Regions from separate parts of the Mus musculus genome. Here region 1 is linked to region 2. The links are chromatin loops, found by intact Hi-C in ENCODE. Cell type or tissue: heart. All regions are shown on one strand. Each heading gives the region's core, and the rest is flanking DNA. Links, peaks and the distances in the headings are about the cores only. Region 1 holds the start of Cdk9 (cyclin-dependent kinase 9 (CDC2-related kinase)). Region 2 overlaps Gm13524 (predicted gene 13524).

Evidence for each region. Hi-C counts contacts between places; a loop is a spot of excess contacts. Peaks named below come from ENCODE experiments on the same cell type or tissue, not always from the same donor. Only the 100,000 strongest peaks of a DNase experiment are listed, where the experiment ranks them.
Region 1: it touches region 2 in a loop (5-fold over the local background); 16 of 42 quality-filtered maps call a loop at or near these places.

What each region holds. Positions count from the first base shown.
Region 1 is chr2:32,707,317-32,719,490 of GRCm38, reverse strand. It overlaps Cdk9 (cyclin-dependent kinase 9 (CDC2-related kinase)), which reads left to right and starts at 6,707. Exons shown (of 7, transcript NM_130860.3): 1 at 6,707-6,926; 2 at 7,379-7,460; 3 at 8,924-9,014; 4 at 9,282-9,448; 5 at 9,547-9,718; 6 at 9,876-10,024; 7 at 11,202-12,174. The coding sequence starts at 6,835. The coding sequence ends at 11,567. Mir2861 (microRNA 2861) reads left to right here and starts at 6,603; the gene lies at 6,603-6,684. It overlaps Mir3960 (microRNA 3960), which reads left to right and starts at 6,519; the gene lies at 6,519-6,591. Gm33457 (a long non-coding RNA gene) reads right to left here and starts at 6,181. Exons shown (of 2, transcript XR_001783272.2): 1 at 4,742-6,181. In heart, for the core only: CTCF peaks have their summits at 4,073, 5,830 (motif pointing left), 7,625, 10,702 (motif pointing left) and 1 weaker place; DNase peaks (open chromatin) are centred at 5,900, 6,350, 6,670, 7,250 and 8 weaker places; H3K4me3 peaks cover 3,747 bases; H3K27ac peaks cover 3,971 bases.
Region 2 is chr2:32,850,313-32,861,955 of GRCm38, reverse strand. It overlaps Gm13524 (predicted gene 13524), which reads right to left. Exons shown (of 2, transcript NR_166175.1): 2 at 11,511-11,643. Among named protein-coding and RNA genes, the nearest start is that of Stxbp1, 8.9 kb to the right of the region's middle. In heart, for the core only: CTCF peaks have their summits at 4,174 (motif pointing right), 7,544 (motif pointing right) and 9,616; DNase peaks (open chromatin) are centred at 4,145, 5,795, 6,368, 7,555 and 1 weaker place; H3K4me3 peaks cover 504 bases; H3K27me3 peaks cover 2,798 bases.

The DNA of each region.
Region 1 (12,174 bases), core at 2,779-10,778, 140 kb after region 2:
TTCCAGAGCAGACTCCTGGGGTGGTACCCCCTTCTCCTCTTCAGGTTGTTGTCAGGAGATAGGGAGAAGGAGCCCATAGCCTGGAAAGAGCTGAGGGTCTTCCCAGGGGAAGGCAAAGCATACACCCCTGGCTTCTCTCCTGGGAGACGGTCACAGTGTGAATTGGGCTGGTGACCTAGGCTATGGCATTAGCTGACCAGACTAGTGCTGGCTTTCTGGACAGACCAGCTCCCCAACTGCTGTTTATTGTGCTTCTATGGGCCTTGGTTTCCTTATCTGTGAAATGGGAATCACCGCAATCCCTACTTCGTGGGAGAAGCCTCTGCCCGGCACACTGTGGCCTTCAGCGAGTCCTGCCTCCAGGGCACAAGGGCCAGGAGTGCAGTGGGCCAGGCCAGGCCAGGCAGACCCTGGTGGGTAGGCAGGCTCTGAGACCTGGAAAGCTGAATCTCAGAGCATCTGTTGCTATGGCACAGGCGCTTCGTCAGGGCTGGGCTTGCCGTTGGCCCAGGCGCCAGGGTAGTTGCTGGTGTCCCCGGGAGAATGAATGGCGCTCAGTGTAGTGAGGGAGCTGTGCTCAGAGCCCCCTTTGTGCTGCTTCAAGTGGCCGTTGGAAGTGTGGTTAGGGAGACCTGCTGGCTCGTGGCTGTCTTGCAGTCCCTCCACAGCTGGTCTTGGAGGTCCACCCAGTCAGCCCTCTGCTGTAGCCCTGCCCACCTACCTAGAGCTTTCCCTCCTCCAGAGTAAAGGCTTTTGCCTAGGTTTGACCCGCACTCCCAGCCACACGAGCCTTCCTCCAGTCCCTCAGTCTTTTGATTCCTCTAGTCCTTCCAGTGCAGGATAGACCAAGTGCCACCCCTCCCCCGAAAGAGAGAAAGAGAGAAAGAGAGAAAGAGAGAAAGGGAGAAAGGGAGAAAGGGAGAAAGGGAGAAAGGGAGAAAGGGAGAAAGGGAGAAAGGGAGAAAGGGAGAAAGAAAGAAAGAAAGAAAGAAAGAGAGAGAGAGGGAGAGAGAGAGAGAGAGAGAAAGAAAGAAAGAAAGAAAGAAAGAAAGAGAGAAAGAAAGAAGAAAGAAGTAAAGAAAGGGAAAAAAAACTGGTCTGTGGTAGCATACACCATTAATCCCAGCTCACAGGAAGCAGAGTTAGGAGGATCTCTGTGAGTTCGAGGCCAGCCTGGACTACAGAGCTAGTTCCAGGACTGCCAGGGCTACACAGAGAAACCCTGCCTCAGAAAAGCAAAACAAAGCAAAACAACAAAAACAAATAACCAAAATCAACAAAACAAAAGGCAGTGTAGCAGAGACCGAATTTCAATCCCAGCTCCCCAGTTCTTTGATTGTGTGACCCTCGCCAGGCTACTGAGCCCGTTTCTTCTCCGGTCACCTGGATCCAGTCATAGCAGGCTCCTAAGGGGACTACAGTAACACGTAGGGAGATAATGTATGTCAACACAGGGCCAGGCAGAGGCAGCAAGACCAATAAGAGCAGAACTTCCATGATTAGAGGGGGGGCCCCAGTATCACAAACCGTTCTCTGTTCCGTATCCCTCAGCTACTGAGCTGACCCACAGCTAACAGCTCACATGTGCACATCTTATGAGCCTGTTTTCACTTCCCCTCCACAGACCCTAACCCTATCCAGGTTTGGGAGAGGAAAAGCAGGGTCCAGGTGTCTATAGACTGTTCTGTCGCTGTGAAGAGACACCATGACCAAGGCAGCTCTTATGAAAGAAAACATTTAAGTCTAAGCTTGTTTACAGTTTCAGAGGGCTAGTTTATTAACATCATAGTGGGGAGCATGGCAGGACCAAGGCATCATGCTGGCACTAGAGCAGTAGCTGAGAGCCCCATCTTGATCTGTAGGTAGCAGACAGGCACATACTGGGCCTGGTTTGGGTGTTTGAAACCTCAAAGCTGCAGGGCAGTGGTGGCGCACGCCTTTAATCCCAGCATTTGGAAGGCAGAGGCAGGTGGATTTCTGAGTTTGAGGCCAGCCTGGTCTCCATAGAGTGAGTTCCAGGACAGCCAGGGCTACACAGAGAAACCCTGTCTCGAAAAACAAAAACAAACAACAAACAAAAAACTCAAAGCCTGACCCCAGAGATACATTTCCTTTAATAAGGCCACACCCATTCCAATATGGCTCCAGCTCCTAGTCCTTCTAATCCTTTTAAACAGTTCCACTCTCTGGTGATTAAGTATTCAAATATATAGAGGCCATTTTTCCCCCCCAGGCAGAGTTTCTCAGTACAGCTCTAGCTTTCCTGAAACTAGCTCTGTAGACCAGGCTGACCTTGAACTCACAGAGATATGAAGTGGAAACTTAAGGGTTCTTTGGAAAGTTGGTTTGATGGTGTTTTGCTGGGGCAAACATATGAAGGAATGTTTAGCTGAGGTGAACACAGGTCAACGAACAACTAAGGCTGACTTGATTTCAAGATTTCACTGAAGCAGGTAGGAGGATGTTCTGCTAAAGCAAACATGTAAAAGGGCACGTGATGAAGGATTCTTTGCTAACAACACGCATGTATTAGTCCACCTTACATTGCGTAATTGACCTGCATTTGTCGGGACTCTATAGAGAGAAACACACCAAAAAAACCTTCTGGTAGCATGCTAGACTCTGGCTGATTGGCAGAGTGATGTCAGCTGAGACAGACGAACATGCTGAGGCAAGACTGGTGGAGGACATGTGATGTTTGGAGGGGATAAACAGGACTCGATGGACAGTGACGGAGGCTGAGCATGACTTGCTTATCGAGCTAGCCGTGTGACACTTGTGGGTCTCAGGTCTTCCCTGATCTTTGCTTCCCTGAGACACAGCTGAGAACTTCTCCTGGCATCCCTCAGGGTCCCTCCTAATGACTCGAGCCAAGGCTGAGGTCTGCCTGTCTCTGCTAGATAGTGCCACCGCTGCTGATTCGTGTTTGCTATCCCGACTCTACCAAACTAGACTGCTGGTGTATCCATGAGGTATGTGTGAGTGGATGGAGCTGCCGCTGCTAACCAGTGAACTCAGCTGCCGATTTCCAGACAACACAGATGAGAGTTGCTCCAAAGAACCTTTCTAAACAGGTCCAAATTCCTGCCCCGAATCCTTTCTTTCCCACTATCTCTGGTGGGTAGTGGGCTAAAAGGAACGTTAAAGTGTTTAAGAACCATCATTAAAAATCGGTTTTGGGGCTGGAGAGATGGCTTAGCGGTTAAGAGCACCGACTGCTCTTCCAAAGGTCCTGAGTTCAAATCCCAGCAACCACATGGTGGCTCACAACCATCCTAACAAGATCTGACTCCCTCTTCTAGAGTGTCTGAAGACAGCTACAGTGTACTTACATATAATAAATAAATAAATCTTTAAAAAAATCGTTTTGAAACAATTAAAGTTACAGAGATCCATCAACCTCTGCCTCTCAAGGGCTGGGATTAAAAGTGTGTGCTACCACCACTCATCCATGGATGCCATTCATATTCAAACCACGATCCTGGATAAGGTCAAAAGCTGGAGTTGAGCTAGTGGCACAAACCTTTAATTCCAGCATTTGGGAAGCAGAGGCAAGGAGTTCTTTGTGAGTTCAAAGTTAGTCTAGAAAAGCACTCTAAGGCTTTGTATTTTTTTAATTTAATTAAATTTATTTATTTATTGGTTTTTCAAGACAGGGTTTCTCTGTGTAGCCCTGGCTGTCCTGGAACTCACTCTGTAGATCAGGCTGGCCTCGAACTCAGAAATCCGCCTGCCTCTGCCTCCTAAGTGCTGGGATTAAAGGTGTGTGCCACCACCACCCAGCTTATTTTATTTTTTGAGACAGATTCTTGTTATGTAGCTCTGGCTGATCTGGAACTCAATGTATAGACCAGCCTGGTCTCAAACTCACAGAGACTCACCTGACTCTGCCTCCTGAGTGCTGGGATTAAATGTGTGGGCCATACCTGGCTTTATTTTTTCGTTTTTTTAGACCAGGTCTCACAGAGACTCTAAACTGGCTTTGAACTTACTCTCTAGCCCAGACAAGCCCTAGACTTTGAACTTTCCTGTTTCAGTTTCTTTAGTAGCTGGGATTCCAGTTGTCTGCCACCAGGCTTGGCTTCCGTAGCTGTTAAATGGCCATACACCAGACCCTCTTGAGGGTGTGTCATCAGCCAGCCAGTCAGCAGGTGTTGACAGAGGCTGAGTCACATGCTGGGCCTTGGTGGTTTGGGCAATCCACAGGAAGCAGGCATTATTTGCAGCCAACAAAGCGGTAGCCAAAGTGGATTCGAAAGGCTAGTCCCCCTCTCTAGTCCCCTCCTGGATTTACCAGTGGTGGAGAACCCGGACTTCAGAACTGGGCAGCCTTACAAAGCCTCCAGACCACCACTGCTTCCCTGTGGAGAGCTGAGGGCCCATGACTCTGAGGAAGTGACTGGAAGATGTCAGGGCTCTGGTTGGGGCCAGAGGTGACAACATCACAGGAAACCCTGCTAAAGCCTCTCTGCCCACAGGATGTGACTTAGGGAGGGCTCATGAGAAACAGGCACCAGCTACGGCTTAAAACTCCACATAAGCCCTGCAAAGTCCTCGGCCCTCAGTGCTACTGTTACCTGCCACACCTCCTCACCCCCCCCCCACTACTCCTCACACACACCCCCGGGGGCAGTGAGTGCCAGGTGAGATCACTCCCAAGTTTTGTCACGCTTTCATGCTGAGCCCAGATTGGGAGGGGCCTTGACATAGGAGGACTGTTGGGAGTTTATGCCAAACTTACCTGGTTCAAAGCTAGTGTGGCCACTGACTGGCAGTGTGACCATGGCCCAGTCATCTCACCTCTGAGTGTCAGGGTCGTTATGTACAGTGGAGGGAAGAGCAGTGCTCCGTGAATAACTGATAATAGAAATAACTCCTGTGCAGGGCTAAAGGGAGGACTTAGCCACATCCTGTCATCATAATTAATGCACGTACTCTCTCCTTACCCCTGGTGGCATCCCCCCACCACCACTTCTTGTTTCAGGTAAGCAGTGTATCCAGGAAGGTAGGCTCTGGGTCATATGGCTTGATCTCCTTTAAAGCCCTGGCTCTATGGAGGGTCTTGAAAAATCTTGCTGCCAGGACCCTTCTCATAGTAGGTACTCTGGGGCTCCAGGGTCCCCGAAACCAGTCCTCCTTCCAAGAATCTTCAAGCCCAGACAATGTGGGATAAACCTGGAAAGCACTGCTGGACACAGTGATACGGTGAGTTGGGAGGGATGCCTGGAGTTCAAAGGTCAGCCTAGACTACTGTGTGAGCACCAGACCAGCCACGACTTGTCTCCATCAAACAAGAGGGGGAAGCAAACGGGAAGCCTGCAGCTGACCCTGGAGAGTGGGGTGGCAACTCTGAAGACAGGAGGGATTGGGAAACTGAAACAGAAGGGAGCTTGTAGGACCACAGACCAGGAGGTAAACGCTGGAAAAATCGGCCATGATCAGCTCAGAATTTCAAGACAGTAGAGGAAGACAGAACAGACTTCAGACTCTCCTCTCTGTCTCTCTGTGTTATTGTTGTTTTTCCTGGCTGTCCTGGAACTGGCTCTGTAGACCAGGCTGGCCTGGAACTCAGAAATCCATCTGCCTCTGCCAAGTGCTGGGATTAAAGGCGTGCGCCATCAAGGCCCGGCTCACGCCCATTTCAAAAGCATCAGGAGTGCCGGCTCAATGTTAACAGTTTTGGGGATGATTGACTCTGGACAGACCAGCTTTGGCGCGGCTCTGTGAAGGAAGGTTGTAGTAGATCCATCCTGACAACACAAGATCCAAGGGTTTAGGCCTGAGCGTTGATCGCTCACCGCCCACAGTGTCGCCGCGCCCCCTGGCGGCCGTCAGTTGCCATGTCAACGGCGGGTGGCTGAGACGACGGAGGCGGCAGCGGGGGCAGTTCTCTCTTCCCCTGGCCTCAAGGCCGCTCCCACGGCACCTCCTGCCTTCGCCTCACCGGGAGCACACTCCCGGTCCTGGAAGAAGGGCCATTCTGTAGCAGCTGGCATTCGGGGGATAAACTGAGGCACGCAGGAGGGAGCCGCAGGCAGGTGTCTAGTGCGGAGCCCCACCTCCAAAGGCAGAGGAGGGGCTGCGAGCAGTGACGCGCCGAGGGCGGACGCTGGACTGGGAGCGGGAGGGCGGGAGGCGGCGGCGGCAGGTGCGGCTGCGAAGGGTGGGAGGAGGAGGGAGGGGGTGGGCGGAGGGGGAGGGGAGGCCAGGACGGGCACCTCCCCCTTTATAACGCGCCCCCTCCCGGGCTTTCGGGCCGCCTCCTCGTCTGCTCTGCCTATCTCGCCCCCTTGCCCTGCCGCCCCGGGCCGGGCTTGGCCAGGGAGCCTCCGCCCCCAGGCCTTCCCCCCACCACCACCCGCCGCCCCGCGCAGCCCGGCGGAGGCGGCGCCGTCGGAGGAGGAGGAGCAGGGCACTGCGGCTGGCCCCGGATCGGGAGCCAGAGCGGCAGCAGCTTCGGCAGCAGCACGGCCCGGGCCAATGCAGCGGGACGCACCGCCGCGAGCCCCAGCCCCAGCGCCACGGCTTCCTGCGCCCCCGATCGGGGCCGCCAACAGCGCTGGCGGCGGCGGCGGAGGCGGGGGCAGTGGCGGCGGCGGAGGCTCCTCTGCAGCTCCGGCTCCCCCTGGCCTCCCGGGAACTACAAGTCCCAGGGGGCCTGGCGGCGGGCGGAGACCGGAAGAGGCGGGCTCGGCACCTCGAGGCCGGAAGTGGCCGTGGAGGCGGAAGTGGCGCGGCCGCGGAGGGGCCTGGAGTGTGGCGGGACCGGGAGCGGCGGGAGCTGCGGCTGGGGGCGGCGGCGGCGGCGGCGGCGGAGGCGCGCTGGAGGTGGCCATGGCCAAGCAGTACGACTCGGTGGAATGCCCGTTCTGCGATGAGGTCACCAAGTACGAGAAACTTGCCAAGATCGGCCAAGGCACATTCGGGTAAGATTAGGCCGCGTGGGACCGCGAGCCCGGGACCTGCACTTTCCAGGGCCGACGTCGGGTCGCCCAGAGCCCGGGCCGAGGTGGTCCGGAAGCTTCTGTTTTCGTGGCTGTTGCCCGGTCTTGCTCGGCCGCGGCGCAGACGTTCCCGGCCCAACCGAGCCGACTGGCGGGGAGGAGCCTGGGGCCCGTGATGGGGGTTGGGTAGGGTTGCTGAGAGCCACTCCGAATGTGAGCGGCCACCTCTAGGGGAGGAGTAGGGGCTGAGTAGGAGTAAGCAGAGGCCGGGAGGAGGACGGAAGACACGCGGTGTGGAATGACCGCGTCCCGGATCCGAGGCCGCACCCCGCCCGCCGTGGGTCTGGGCTCCTGCTGCTCCCCTTCGCGCGGGGGAGGGGCACTCCCTGCGGAAATGCCTTATGGGTCCCTTGGGTCTTTCTCTGTGCCTGCAGGGAAGTCTTTAAAGCCAAGCACCGTCAGACGGGCCAGAAGGTGGCTCTGAAGAAAGTGTTGATGGAGAATGAGAAGGAGGGGGTGAGTATATGGACCACTGGGCCGACCTTCTTCTAACCTGGCTGGGTTTCCACACCGCTACTTCAAAGGGTTTTGTGCTGAGATTCGACCTAGTGTTTTTCGGTTTTCCATGGAACAAGGAATTTGGCTTTCCATTTACACTGTTGAGCTTTAGTGGCAGAGTTCTGTGGGAGCCACGGGAGGGAGCCTGTGCTTTTCCCATGGAGTGCAGGTTGACTCTAGAAAACTTTCAGCTTAGCTTGGCGTTGAATTTTGTTTTGTATGAAGAGACCATTTGTGCACAAGCCGTTTAAAAGGCCGCTGAGCTTAAGGTGATGTTCTGAAAGGTGTTGTTTCCATCAGCCTCAGCAGCATTGCCTTTGTAAGGAAAATGCTGTTTGTCTTACTTTGCGTCTATAGGGTCTTCTGTTTTCTGGCATGTCTGTGTACAGCACTATTCTCCAGTACCTGGGTACCTGAGGAAGCCAGAAAGGTGTGCCAGGTTGCCTTGGATCATTTGGGACAAAAGATCCACTGTGTGGGTGCTGGGAATTGAACCTGGGTCCTGGGGGAGGATAGCCAGTGCTGTGGTGTGTGTGTTTCCCTGAAACAGGGACTCTATGTTTTGTTTGACACAAAATCTCTCTGTAGCCCCAACTGTCCTGGAACTCACTGTTTGGTCCAGGCTGTTCTCAGACTCACAGAGGATCAACTGCCTGTGTTTCCTGACTGCTGGAAATAAAGGGCTGGACTGCCACACGTGACCATAGCCAGTTTCCTTAACCATTCAACTATCTCCATTCCCAGGAAATTTCTTGATCTTTTTGGTTTTTTTGAGACAGGGTTTCTCTGTGTAGCCCTGGCTGACCTGGAACTCACTTTGTAGACTAGGCTGGCCTTGAACTCAGAAATCCACCTGCCTCTGCCTCCCAAGTGCTGGGATTAAAGGCGTGCGCCACCACTGCCCCACAAATTTCTTGATCTTAACTCACAAGTGTTAGTGACAAAATGTTTATCCTTATTTGGGTTGTCTAAAATAAATTCCCAGTCTGGAGTAAAGGGTTGTGATTATAATCCCAGCACTTATGAGACTGGGGAAAAAAGATGGTTCATAAACAAGTTCAAGGCCACCATTATCTAGATGGCAACATTTAGCAGCTCCTTGAGATATGTGTGTGTTTGCACTTATTTTATATTTTGCAAAGGCTAGCTACAGATAAATATAGATATATCTTCCCCTCTCCCTTCTTTTTGAATCAGGAGCTCAACTAAGCAGTCTGGCCTTGAACTTGGTGGTTCTGATGTCTCTGTCTCCTGATACGAGAATTGGATTCCAGATAGGAACCATCACACAGGAACGATTCTCTCGCCTGTCTTTCAACCTCTGTCCCTCAGTATAGACCCCAAACACACCCCCACCCCACCCACAGTTCCTCCGTCTGTTGTGCTCTCAATTTTGACCACTTCCTCTTTCTCCTCCCTAGTTCCCCATCACAGCCTTGAGGGAAATCAAGATTCTACAGCTCCTAAAACATGAGAATGTGGTGAACCTAATTGAGATTTGTCGGACCAAAGGTGTGTTGCTTGCCTCAGGAGAAAAGGGGGGTTTGAGACAAGGTTTCTCTGTGTAACCCTGGCTGTCCTGGACCTTGCGCCATAGACCAGGCTGGCCTCACACTTAGAGGTCCACCTGCCTCTGCCTCCCGAGTGCCGGCCCCCCATCTTCTCTGGTCTTGTTTGGAGTTGGGTGTCTGTGGGTTGGAGGGCTGGGAGTTGGCTGTGGAAAATGAGGTGGATGCAGGTTTTTATTTTTTATTTTTCTCTCTGCCCCTTCTGTATCAGCCTCACCGTATAACCGCTGCAAGGGCAGCATCTATCTGGTGTTTGACTTCTGTGAGCATGACCTTGCTGGGCTGCTGAGCAACGTCTTAGTCAAGTTCACGTTGTCTGAGATCAAGAGAGTGATGCAGATGCTGCTGAACGGCCTCTACTACATCCACAGGAACAAGGTGGGGCAGAATGGGGCTTCTCTGCTCTTGACTGCTGTGTAGGCCAGGCTCCAGGATGCTATGAAACCTGACTGAGCTCTTGTGTGTCCTCCCTTCAGATCCTGCACAGGGACATGAAGGCTGCGAATGTGCTCATTACCCGGGATGGGGTCCTGAAGCTGGCAGATTTTGGGCTGGCCCGTGCCTTCAGCCTAGCTAAGAATAGCCAGCCCAACCGATACACCAACCGTGTGGTGACATTGTGGTACCGGCCTCCGGAGCTGCTGCTCGGTGAGGACTCCCGAGCGGGCAGAGGGGGGCAGGGGCCGGGTGCCTACCTGGCCACAGCCCCCATTGCCTGGGGCCTTTTGAGCCATCAGCTCTGGGACGTGGAGTCTCAGGAGGCCCTTGGGCTTAAGAGGCACTCCCGGTACCCTCTTCTTCTCAGGAGAGCGGGACTACGGCCCGCCCATTGACCTTTGGGGTGCTGGGTGCATCATGGCAGAGATGTGGACTCGTAGCCCTATCATGCAGGGTAACACAGAGCAGCACCAGCTCGCCCTCATCAGCCAGCTCTGTGGCTCCATCACCCCAGAGGTGAGTAACCGAACTGGGTGTTCCTGGGGGATGCAGAGACCCAGGGCCTCTGGCCAGTAGTGGAGAGTGGAGTCCTTCTGTAGAGGAAGCTGATTGCTGCAGGCCAGGCTTACTGTTCAGTTTGTTTGTTTGTTTGTTTGTTTGGGTTTTTGGTTTGGTTTGGTTTGGTTTGGTTTTTTGAGACAGGGTTTCTCTGCGTAGCCCTGGCTGTCCTGGAACTCACTCTGTAGGCCAGGCTGGCCTCGAACTCAGAAATCTACCTGCCTCTGCCTCCCAAGTGCTGGGATTAAAGGCGTGTGCCACCACGCCTGGCATGGTGCTTACCACTCTTAATGTTGGTTGTATGAGCTCTCTGTTGCCGAGACAAAGTAAGTACATGAGAAAAACAAAAGCGCCAAGAGTTGCTTTTGTTCAGAAAAACAGAGAGGTTGTTTAGCCTTTGCTTTGGTGCAGAGATGCTGCTAAATGTCATAGTAGAGAGTCCACTGGAGAGAGGGTGTGGCCATGGCAGGGAGGGAGCAGAAGAGCAGGGTCCAGTGTGTAGCTCCAGTGGTGGCCCACTCAACCCCAGAGGCTTCAGCACACATTCAGCAGGCCTCATGGTTCCTTCCCCTTTGGGTGGTCCCCTCTCCTCCCAGAAGTTTCTGCCACCTCCCAATAGCGCCACCTGCTGGAGACCAAGCATCAGCACAAGCTTCTAGAGACAGAGTTTCTTGGTTTTTTTGTTTTGTTTTGTTTTATTGGGGTTTTTTTTCTTGGTATTTCGTTCGAGACAGGGTTTCTGTATAGCCCTGGCTGTCCTGGAACTCAATGTAGACCAGGCTGACCTCGAACTCAGGAATCCGCCTGCCTCTGCCTCCCAAGTGCTGGGATTAAAGGTGTGCGCTACCACTGCCCAGCTCGTGTGGTTTTTTGTTTGTTTGTTTTGTTTATTTTTTGTTTGTAAAATGGGAATGTGCCTGGATGGGGGCTGGCACATTTATCGCAGCTGACTTGTGTTCGGGCACTAGGGGTGTGCTCCATCTGGTGACTGGTGCTTTTAACTTGAAGACATGATCTCTGCGATGGAGGGGAGCTCAGGGAACCTCTGAGAGAAATTGTTTTAGAAACCCACTCCCCTGGCATCTCAGATAGCAGTCTTACTCCAACTCCGTTCTCTCCTCAACGCCTCTCTTAGGTGTGGCCAAACGTAGACAAGTATGAGCTGTTTGAAAAGCTGGAACTTGTGAAGGGCCAGAAGCGGAAGGTGAAGGACCGTCTGAAGGCCTACGTGCGCGACCCCTATGCTCTGGACCTCATTGACAAGCTGCTGGTGCTGGACCCCGCGCAGCGGATTGACAGTGACGATGCCCTCAACCACGACTTCTTCTGGTCGGACCCCATGCCCTCGGACCTCAAGGGCATGCTGTCTACTCACTTGACGTCTATGTTTGAGTACCTGGCACCGCCACGGCGGAAGGGCAGCCAGATCACCCAGCAGTCCACCAACCAGAGCAGAAATCCCGCCACCACCAACCAGACGGAATTTGAACGTGTCTTCTGAGGCCGGAACTGGCCGGTGTTGTTCTTAGGTTAGGAGTGGATTGCTTCCTTTGCATGGAACATGTGACATGATGGGACATTTGAGATTTTCTCCTCCAGTACATATTAACTCCCACCCTGGCACTGGGAACAGCTGCCTGAGTGGGCTGGGGTGGAGCTATCCTGCCTGCCCCTCTCTGGAGGTCTCAGCGTGGACACAAAGTGAGGTGGGAGAGGCTCACCCACTGTGACTTTCTAAGAACTACTTGCATGGTGGGAGGAAGGCACAGGTCCCTCGCCATCGCCAGCTCTTCCTCTGGATGAGAGTTTGAGGGACAGAGGCGCCTCCAAAATGGGCTACTTTTGGTCTGGACCTTAGGGGCGTGGGGCTGTGTGAACTCCTGGTTCCTTTAAAAGGAGAATTTTATTTTGTTTTGTTAAGTTTAGAGACATTCCTGGACGCAGTTTGATTGGTTAAATTAAAAGTTGGTTATTTTTTTCCAGTAAATGGCTGCGTTTCCTGTGTTCAGACCTTCCCTCAGCTCTTGTCTCAGCTAGAAGCTAGGGTTTGGTCAGCCAGGACACTGCCAGTTCTTCTGTACCACCCAACACTCTGGAGACGTTCAGGG
Region 2 (11,643 bases), core at 3,644-11,643:
CAGATGGCTCAGTGGTTAAGAGGTCCTGAGTTCAATTCCCAGCAACCACATGGTGGCTCACAACCATCTGTAATGGTATCTGATGCCCTCTTCTGGTGTGTCTGAAGGTTGCAACAATATACTCATACATTAAATGAATAAAAAGATCTTAAAAAAAAAAAAGAAAAGAGCCCTGATTTTCAGATTCTAGGGAGCCCAGGGTTTTATTTAGGATTTAATTTCTGATCCTTCCCCTCTTATGATTCTTCTGCAAAGAACATATTGGTCTTGGAGGCTGAGGTCATGGGGCATCGGGCTTCAGCAATGTACATGGGGACATCTGCTGTCTGACTTTTGCTCAGGCTGCCTCATAGACCAGGAAGGTGTCCATTGCCCCCGGTGGTAGCTGGGACATAACCACAGATGGGATGCAACTCTAGAGTCAAAGGGGACCTAGAGATTCAGTTTCTATGGAGGACACCACCCATGCTGGGCCACGAGATGTGAGCAGGCACAGGCACGCACACATGCACGCACAGAGAACTGTTGGACAACGTGTTCACCCTCAGGTTCCTTTCCTCCCCCAAAGAAACAACTCCTGTGTGTCCCACTGCTGCCATCAACCCGGGGCTCCCCAACTGGACATCCCCACCCTTGTGGAACCTCCTGGCACCTTGTCCATCTGTTCCATGCTTCTGTCTACACAAAAGCAATGGCAATTTTTTGTTGTTGTTTTTCGAGGCAGGGTTTGTCTGTCTAGCCTTGACTGTCCTGGAACTCATTCTGTAAACTAGGCTGGCCTCGACTTTACAGAGATCCACCTGCTTCTACCTCCTGAGTGCTGGGATCAAAGGCCTGCGCCAGTGCTGCTGGGCCGCATGGCAATCTTTGAGACAGTAATGATTTTAGTGATTGTTCTATAGTGTGTTAGGTGAGGGTTGGTCTGGTGCTGTGTATACAAATGCTAAATTCTGAACCCCAAGCCAGCGGAGAGTTGTGCACCGGCCTTTGTTATGTAAACCTTGCTCCCCAATTTAAAACTATTGGATAATAAAAAGCTAGAGCCCTCGATTGGACAGTAGAGAGAGAGAAGAGAGAGAGGAGGAAGCCCTGCCAGGAAAGGAGATGGGCCATGAGCACATGGCCGGAGAAGTCCTCCAGGAGGACAGACTGACGGAGCGGAAATAACCCAGGGGAGACTCAAACAGCAAGTAACACGGAGCATATGTCTTGGATGTAGGTGGGAACAGGACAGAATCTGCCCCGATATAGGCTTGTGGCTTGTAAAATAACTCCAACAAGTGGTCCTCTGGCACTGACACTGATGCGATGCACGGGCATGACCCCACAAGTAAGTACTGCAGAGCTGGGCGTGGTGGCGAACTCCTTTAGTCCCAGCACTCTGAAAGCAGAGACAGGAGATGTCTGTGAGTTTGAGACCAGCCCACTGAACAGAGCAAATTCTAGGACAGCCAGGGTTACACAGAGAAAACCTGTCTTGAAAAAAACCAAAAAATTAATGTGTATGTGTATGGGTGTGTTATCTAAAAGTCTATCTGTGCAGCACTTGTCTGGCACCCAGGGAGACAGAAGAGGGTACTGGATTCCCTGCAACTGCAGTAAAAGGTCATGAAAAGGGATTTGAACCAAAACATGTGGCACCAGATAGTCACCTGTCTTCATTACTGAGATTTTGACACTCCCTCAAATTTTGTACCCTAAATGTTAGGCACCTCCCTTCCGTCCCTGTCCTTCAGGTTTTCTTAGTCTCTGTTTGTTCGTTTATCATTGGGACGGGTTCCCGTGTAGCCCAGGCTGGCCTCAGACTCAGTTTGTACTTGAGCTTCACTGAACTCCTGATCCCCTTGCCTGGGATTACAGGATGAGCCGTCTTACCGGACTCTCCCTTTACAATCCTAAAGCCTTGACTCTTCACTGCTGGCTGTCACTTGTCAGATGGCCTTACCTCTGTCATGCAGCCATCAGCAAAAATCCCTCTCCTTTTCTTTCCTGCTCTCTCGGGCCAGGCTGCTTGGCTAACAGATCCGGGTGACACCCTTAGGCTGCTGTCCAGCCGTGTAGTTACAAGAGCTGTTTGTGTCTTAGCAAGAATCTCCCTGTATATCCCAGCCTCCTGTCTCAGCCTCCTGAGTGCTGGGTCCTGGGTATCTAGGCCACCTCAGGCTGCTGACTAAGGGAAGGGACACGTGGGAAGGAAGGACCTGGAAGGCCCCTGTCCCAGTTCCTATCCATACAATACCCAAAGCCAAACAAGACTGAAGTCACTGTTGCTAAAATTCCTGTCCTGGGGGAGACCTAACAATGGCTCTCTCCCCTCACGGTCTCATTGACAAGCCAAGGAGTGAAGCTGCCAACATTCTCCCCGAGGCACCAATGAATGCGTTTATTGGGCTCCTTACAGAGCATATTTGAGGGGTTACACACACATTTGAGGGGACCCTCCACCCATAGCCACATAGACGAAGTGCCCTCCCCTAGCTCTTCCCCACCTATGCACCTTAGCCTCTCCGGGAGGCCACGTGCAGTTAGGGTAGAACTGCACACTGGCTGGGTAGAACTGGCTGGGAATGGGCTGAACAAGGGTCCCAGCTGGGCGACGCTCGTGAGGAAACACCTGGAGATGGTGGGTGGATGTTTGCCTTGGATGGGCACTAGATCCAGGTGCCAGTGGACACCCTGTGACAAATGCAGCACCTTCACTTTCCTTTGTGGAAGGAAGAAACCAGTGTAGAGAGTCAGGGCTGCTCTGCTCACTGCTCCCCCTGCTGGTCACCTCAGAGTGATGGCGCCATCTGAGGTCTGCCCCTCAGAGCTCATTCTTATACACCCACCTTGTTCATCAAATATGTGTGTGCCTCAGGTGTGCTGGGGCCTGCTCTAGGTGCTGGGGATACAGCAGCAAAGAGCTAAAGGGCTCAGTGCGGTGGTGCTCAGCTTTAATCCTAGCACTCAGGTGGCAGAGGCCGACGAATCTCTTAATCTGGCCAGTTTAATCTGGACTACACAGAATATTCCAGGCTAGCCGAGGTGACACAGTGAGAGCCTGTCTCCAAAAAATAAAATAAAGTAAAAAATAAAAAAGAGGGGCTGGAGAGATGGCTCAGTGGTTAAGAGCACTGGCTGTTCTTCCAGAGGTCCTGAGTTCAAATCCCAGCAACCACATAGTGACTCACAGCCATCTGTAATGGGATCCGATGCCCTCTTCTAGTCTGCAGGTATATATGCAGATAGAGCACTCTTATACATAAAACAAATAAAATTTTTTAAAAAATCAAAAAGATTCGAGGCCAGCCTAGTATACAAAGTGAGTTCCAGGACAGCCAGGGCTATACAAAAACCAAAAAAAAAAAAGGAGGACAGAAAGGGAAGAGGGAAGTGCTAGGGAACAGAGGACATGAAGGAAGGAGGGGAGGGAAGAGAAGGATGGGTATATATATATATATATATATATGGATATGGATATGGATATATATATATATATATACATATAGTTATATAGTTATATACAGAATATATATTTTATAAATATATAATTATATATAGTTATAGATGATATATGGTATTTAATTGATATATGTGACATGTAATGTATGGCATGATATATAATATATACAATATATAATTTTATAGCATAATTATATAATCATATATTATATACTACATATCACACATTACATACCGCATATTACACATTACATGATATATATTTCACATTATATGTGTGTGTGTATATGTGTGTGTGTATATATATGTATATATATTATATTATATATATATATAAATTCTCTTGTGTCCCAGTGACATGATGAAGTTATGTCATCATGAAGAAGGACTGCAGGCAAAAACCGAAGAAAATAGAGACTGGCAGCTTTGAGGCCAACCTGGTCTACAAAGTGAGTTCCAGGACAGCCAGGGCTATACAGAGAAGCTCTGTCTCAGAGAGAGAGAAAGAGAGAGAGAGAGAGAGAGAGAGAGAGAGAGAGTTCTGTTGCCACAGTTAAGTTGGCCTCCAGAGGACTGACGAAACTGAAGGACCAGAAGCTCGACCATCTAAGACATCCCCGCCCTACAATAAGTGGGTGGATTTATGTAACAACAGCAAGAGCAGGCTCAGTCACGGAGCTCCCAATTGGCCTACATGAAGCCCTCAGTCTCCTGATGTTCCTCCTGCCCACCAGCAGGTGGCGGGGGCAGCCTGCATCTGGACGATGGTTTCCAGGCTCTGCTTTCCAGAGAGATAAAAAAGGAAGCCGCTCTGGCTCCAGGGGCTTCTAGCTTCTTCCCCTCTGTGTAAAGAGTTGGGAAATCTCAGGACTAGAGAGATGGCTAAGCAGTTGGGAGCACTTGCTGCTCTTCCAGAGGACCCAGGTTCAATTCCCAACACCCACATGGCAGCTCATAACTGTTTGTAACTCCAGTTCCAGGGGGATCTGACACCCTCACACAGATATACATGCAGGCAAAAAACACCAATGCACATAAAATAATTTAAGAAAATATTAGGGAAAAAAAGAGTGGACATGTAGCCAAGGCTATCCTTGAACTCTTAATCTTTCTGGGATCCAGCACCAAAGAGTTTTGGCTGGGACTATTGCTCATTGATAATGTGTGTGCTTAGCACAACACACACAGGTAACAATAAAATAAATCTTAAATATTTAGAACCAGGCTCATTTCTAAAGTGCCAGCCCTGGCGAGATTGAGGCAAGAAAAATTATAAGTTTGAGCCCAACTTGGATTAATTCAATTCTGAGTATAGATTTAAATATCCCCCCCCCCTTTTTTTTTTCGAGACAGGGTTTCTCTGTGTAGCCCTGGCTGTCCTGGAACTCACTTTGTAGCCCAGGCTGGCCTTGAACTCAGAAATCCACCTACCTCTGCCTCCCCAGTGCTGGGATTAAAGGCGTGCGCCACCACGCCTGGCTTTGATTTTTTTTTTTTTTTTTTTATTACTTGTGGAATGAAAAGCAAAGCAAAAAATATGCAGCAGGAAATCAATCTCGCTGTGGTCTAATCACACTGTTCTAGGGCTCTCGGTGCTGCGCTGAGAGGGAGGAACCTAAGGGTCAATGACGGGGATGGGTACAGTGACATCAGAGAGGCTAATCGTACGTCCAGAGAAGTCAGACAAGAGAGATGGCTCTGCAGTTAGGGGTACTTCTAGTTCTTGCAGAGGACCTGGGTTGATTCCCAGCGACCACATGGTGGCTCACAACTGTCCATAACTCTAGTTCTAGGATGTACATGATACACAGACATACATGGGCATACCGTTAATCCTCAGGAGGCAGAGGCAGACGCAGGCAGATCTCTGTGAGATCTGCATAAGAGTTCCAAGCCAGCCAGGGCTACACACAGAAACCCTGTCTCCAAAACAAAACAAAAACAAAAGCAATAAGGCCAAGACTGACTGAGGAAGACGGACATCCATCAACGGCCTCCACATGCATATGTACTCGAACATGCGCACGCGCACACACACACACCAAAATAAATAGAGCAAGAGAAGAAAGGCATGGGAGAGAAAGGGGCCTGGCCTGGGATTCAGCATGTGGCAGTCGTCCTCCCCCTCCTCTGTGAGGGCTCAGCACAGGGAGCTGAGGTCGTAGGAGTATCCTGAGGCTCTCAGTGAATCCTAGCAATGTACTGAAACAGCTCTTGGGCGGCTCTGCAGCTGCTACTGAAGGTGCATCAAGCCCCAGGGTGGGATGTAGCTAACAGATGTCTTCAGATCACTGGGAATCCACTCTGTTCAATAACTGCTATTTTTGTTCTGGGAACCAAACATCTGCTCTAACGGCTCCTCTGGGGACCTAGGGCGAGGCTGTGATGTGTTCAAGGGGGAATTATGTCACAGCCTAGAAAAGAGGGAAGGAGTCTTGGGGATTAAGAGGACATCAGAGGAGGAGGGTCCCTGTGAAGAGGAGGATGAAGATCCACATGGGGCAGCAAGCTCCTTGTAATGGACAACCAGACTGGAACCTATAGCCAGCCCCCTCCCATGCTCTCCCTGTAGGAGGCACTTAAGATACCTCTTAAGGAAGGGTGAGGCAGAAGGGTCCTAGGTGGGGAGGAGGGGTCCTATATGGGGAGGAGGGGTCCTAGGTGGGAAGGAGGGTAGTAGGTGGGGAGGAGGAGGGTAGTAGGTGGGAAGGAGGAGGGTAGTAGGTGGGGAGAAAGGGTACTAGACCTGTGTGAGTACCATAGGACTCCTCCCCGAGTCTATCTGCTCCTGATTTGGACAGAGATACCAAACAGGACATAGATTCCAGGGCCCAGGTCTGTGCAATCCTTTCGAGAAGGAGGAAAGAACTGGGCAGCCACAGTCAAAAGACACTGGCTCACAGAGAGGTAAGGGCCCCCAGAGCTCTTACTGTCAGTGGGCAGGAAACACTAGGCTGAGCCACACCCCCAGCTGGGCCTGACTCTGGGGTGACTATCAAGAGAGAGGGTGGCTAATGTCAAGCATGCGTGAGTGTGGCAACAGAAGTGGGTACATAGACAAAGGGTGGGGGAAGGGAGGGAGGGAGCACGGGGAGGGAGGGAGCATGTAGGGGTTAGAAAGACAGCCTGTGTTTAATGTTGATGCGAAAGACCTTTCTTGGTGCACTGAGAGCTTTTCAGGACACAGCGCTAAGGGTGGGGTGTGGGAAGGGGGCATGGGATGAGGATGCCTGTGATGCCGGCAGGAGCTGAGGGAGGCTTAGTTGTGTTAAGAAATGATATTACTAGGGGCTGGAGAGATGGCTCAGTGGTTAAGAGCACTGACTGCTCTTCTGAAAGTCCTGAGTTCAAATCCCAGCAGCTCACAACCATCTGTAATGAGATCTGTTGCCTTCTTCTGGTGTGTCAGAAGACAGCTACAATGTATTTAGATATAATAATAAATAAATATTTTTTTAAAAAAAGAAAAGAAAGAAATAGTATTACTCTACAGCGATGCTTTCTGGATCTAATGGGGACATTTCTGTATGACAGAATCCCTCCTAGGGAGATTCAACATACACACACACACACACACACACACACACACACATCTATTCACCTCAGACAGGGAACTCAAGACAAAACCAAAGTAGAGACACCACTAAAGTCCAATTTGAAGTCAGGTGTGATGGCACACACCTTTAATCCCAGAGACAGGTAGATAGATCTCTGAGTTCAAGGCTAGTGTGGTGTATACAGTGAGTTCTAGGACAGCTAGGGCTACAGGGGAAAAACAAAAACAAAACAAAACAAAACAAAACAAAACAAACAAGCAAACAAAAAACCACCTTGACCATTACATTCTCCATTCCTTGCACTGTTTTAGGAACATTTTCTTAAAAAAAGAAAAAAAGCCGGGCGTGGTGGCACATGCCTTTAATCCCAGCACTCGGGAGGCAAAGGCAGGTGGATTTCTGAGTTTGAGGCCTGGCCCCACTGTCTCTGTTTATGTCCAACGCCAGGCTGAGCAGAGGGACCACTCTTTTGGCTCTTACCTGCTAGGCTAAGATCCTGAGGCTTGGTGTCAGACAGCACAGCTCACCCTTGTGCAAAGCTGTGCCCACCAGGGGGCGCGATGCGAGTGTGTATGAGGGTGTGCACACATAGCCTCTCTTCCTGTGAGTGATTCTGTTTCTTTGGGAGGAAGCCGTCCATTTCCCTGAGTTTTAAAGCAGGTAGCTGGGAGTCTGCCTTAGCCTTTCACACCTGTGCTCACTTTAAGGAAACGTTTCTTCCCGTGTGTTTGCCCCAGCACAACACCATCCAACCTTGACTTTTCAAAGAACCCTTAAGTTCCCACTTCAGGGATCTGATGCCTCTAGCCTCTGCGGGCACCTGCATCCACATGCACATAGCCATACTCAGACAGATACCCACATACAGATAATTAAACGCTTTTTAAACAACATCTCATTGCAAAGACTGGATGTAGTGGCCCACAATGACAGTCTGGGTACTTGGGAGGTGAGGGCAGAAGCTCCAGAGTTCAGGTTCATCTCTACTGCATAGAAAGTTCAAGATCACCCTGCCTACCTGCACTCTACCATCTATTACAACATTTAAACATCCAGAAGTGGGGGCTGGTGAGATGGCTCAGCGGTTAGGAGCGCCGACTGCTCTTCCAAAGGTCCTGAGTTCAAATCCCAGCAACCACATGGTGGCTCACAACCATCTGTAATGAGATCTGATGCCCTCTTCTGGAGTGTCTGAAGACAGCTACAGTGTATATAATAAAAATAAATAAATAAATATTTTAAAAAAACCATCCAGAGGTGGTGTATAGCTTTTTCTGCAATCTTTATGGAGATATGTCCTGGATCCTAGTGTGGACTCTTCCCCTAGGCAAAGCCTACACTGAGGCTGCTCACATGCATTCTGTGTTTCACATCTGCCTATCTTCTGCAGTCCTTTGATCTTGAGACTAATATACAGGCGCACACACACACACACACACACACACAGCCTGTCAGCTTGAGGGCAAAGTCCTAGACTTAGGTGGTACAGGTCCAGCTCTTCTCTTTAGATCTCTGTGTGTGGATGGGGAGATGACAAGGCAGACACATCACTTTTTGAGAAACCCTGTCTCAGGAGGCAGAGGCAGAGGCAGAGGCAGGAGGATCTCTGAGTTCAAGACCAGCCTGGTCTATAGAGAAAGTTCCATGACAGCCAAGGCTACACAGAGAAACCCTATCTTTAAAAAAAAAAAAAAAAAAAAAAAAGAGAGAGAGAGCCACAACATTATTTACTTTATGTGCATGTGTCTGAGTACACTCATATGTACTACATACATGCAGGAGTCAGAGGAGGCTGGAAGAGTCATCAGATTCCTTAGAACTGGAGTTAGAGGGTCGTGGGCTGGGCTGTGGGTGCTGAGAATCAAACCCGGGCCTCTGAAAGAGTAGCCCGTGCCCTTGACTGCTGGGCCACGTCTCCAGCCCTCTCCTGTAGACTTCTTTAGATTGCTCCTGTGCCGGAGAGACAGCTCAGTGGGTAAAGGCATTTCCAACCACACCAGCCAACCTGTTTGATATCTTGTTCTCACGTGGTAGAAATGTAAACCGACTCACACAAGCATGCAATCCTCTGAACTCTACAAGTCCACACACACACACACACACACACACACGAATAAACTTTTTTTTTTCCTTTTTTAAGAAAATGTTCCTAAAACAGTGCAAGAAATGGGGAATGTATGGCCCAGCAGTCAGAGGGGGAGGGTGGAATGGGCACAGAAGAACACAGCTGGCGAAGCAGTTTTGAAGCAGAGTGAGGCAGATGCATGCCCCAGACGGCGGCCGGTGAAGTGGCCCAATCTCTGCTCTCAGGGATTGATCTGCATATATCACAGCACCCAGTTGCTACCAGTTGCTACTCTCTAATTCACCCCATTCGTATTTCTTGCTAAGGTGTTTTCTTATTCTCGGATCCTCCAGGCAGCTCTCTTGTAAACTGTCCTCAGCTCGGATCTCTTCTCTTACCACCCTGTTTACCTGGCCAGCTCTCCCCACCACGTGACCCGAGCGTAACTCCAAGGATTCTTCCCACGCCTGCAGCAGGTCTGCAGCGAGCTCTGCAGAGGCTGCGGGCCACGCATGCGTAACTGTAAGCGCACCTGCGCCTCTGCTGGCCAGGGAGGCTAGACTTCTCTAAGCATCCTGCGGCATCATCCCGGTCTGGTCGCGCTCGGGGCTGAGGTGGAGTGATGGGCAATGAACCTGATTGGGCTCAAATTCCCGAGGTGATCTGATTCCTGTCGCTGATACGTGCATAACAAGCTGCCCACATAGCCAAACCTCTCCTTCTGCCATAGACTGCTTCCTGGGCTCTGCAGCCTCCACTGGGCATCAGGAGATGAGGGCTGGAGTGGAGTATCTGGTCTGCATTTACAGCCTTATGACTTTGGCCTGGTAGCTTAACCTTGGCAGGCCCTGAGAAAATAATATCACCAACTTAATGGAGTAGGAGTAAGAGCCCAATGAATGCTGAGTATTTTGTGATGTCTCAAACTTTCAGCCAATGCAGAATACAGATAGCTCACCTCTAATCCCAGAACTCGAGAGGCTGAGGCAGGAGGATTATTGCTAGTTTGAAGCCAGTCTGGGGTTATCTAGGAAGACTCTATCTCAACACGCATCCTCTCTAAATACATTGTGAGTGATGTCTGCCTGGGAGAGATTTTACACAGTTGGTCATTGCCCTGTATCCTCAGAGCTACCCTGAGAGAGAAGTTTCACAGATGGGGAAACCAAGGTTCAGAGATGTCTGGAAGTCTGGAGCCGGGTGATGGATTCCACATTCAGTGTGATCTCAAAGTCAGGGTAGGGATCTTTATTTTCCTGATAGGATTTCAAGTAAGCTCAGTCTGTCCTTGAACTTGCTTCATAGCCAAGGATGAAGGAAGGTCATCTCGATCACTTGAGCTCTTCTGTCCTTTGCTTCCACATCCCAAGTGCCAGGATTATAGGAGCCAGCACCCACCAAAATCAGGCTCTGCGGTGGGTGGGTTCACGGTCTCATCCCACTTGCTCTCTGAACTTTCTTTTTAAAAATAGCATCCATTCTGACCTTAGCCACTGACAGGGAACACCCCAAGTACACTCACATACAGAAACTCTTTTTTCTGGTCCTTGTTTCTGCTGAAAATAAGGAGCTGCTATATTTGCTGTGATCTCTGAAGAGGTTCCTTGTACAGAGATCGCACCCCACCTGAAAGTCCCTGAGCAACGCAGCAGGCCCCTCTCCTAGAGCTCTGCCTGCCAACCTGACTCTTAGGTTCTCTGATGTAATCACAATGGACTCTCTTTTCCTGGAGAAGTCAAAGTCATTCCTATTGCTAGGTTTTGCACCTACTGTAGGGGGATAGGATGCTCTCCCATCCCCCCTTGCTACGCCCCCAATCCTCCCAACCCCCCCCCCCCACGCTTTGGTTCAAGGAGCCCTCTCTGACTGTAGCCCAGCCAGTTCTTGGGTCAGGTGCCCTGCTGTCAGTGACTTTCACAGTCCCTTTCCTGTTTCAGCACTTTCCAGCATGTGTGACTCCCCTACTACCATCTGTCTGGGCCATCAGACAGACCCACAAGGGCAGGGGTTATGCCTTACAGCACGGGGGCGGGGGGGGGGGGATGGACATCTGATGCTACTCTGTTAACCCTGATTGGCCCACTTGACTGAGTGAACGACAATCCAGCCCTCAACATCCCAACTCAGCCAGAAGGGATTTTTCAAACTTCCAATTCATTTTCTGTGGTAGATGCATTAACTGAAGAGTCTCTGTTGATACATGCCAGCTGGTTAAGGAAGGAGCATGTGGTGTCACAACTGTACCCGGGGTTCCCTCACATTTACGCACACTAGCTCCATCTCCAGATGTACCAATGGGTTCTGTACTGAGACATGGAGAGAAGACATATTGTACCTTCTGCCTAGGAAGGAAACAAAAGGTCCTATAGGTGAAAACTGGAGTCGAGGCCAGATGTCTGGGTTCCCTTTCCTGTTCTTGTGATAAAACATCCTGATGAAAGTACTTTAAGGAAGAAAACATTTATTTTTGGTTTACAGTTCAAGGGCAAGTCCATTATGGCAAGGTAGGAAGGAAGGTAGGAGCTTGAGGTGGCTGGTCACACCGTGTCCACAGTCAGGAAGCAGAAAGCAATGCCT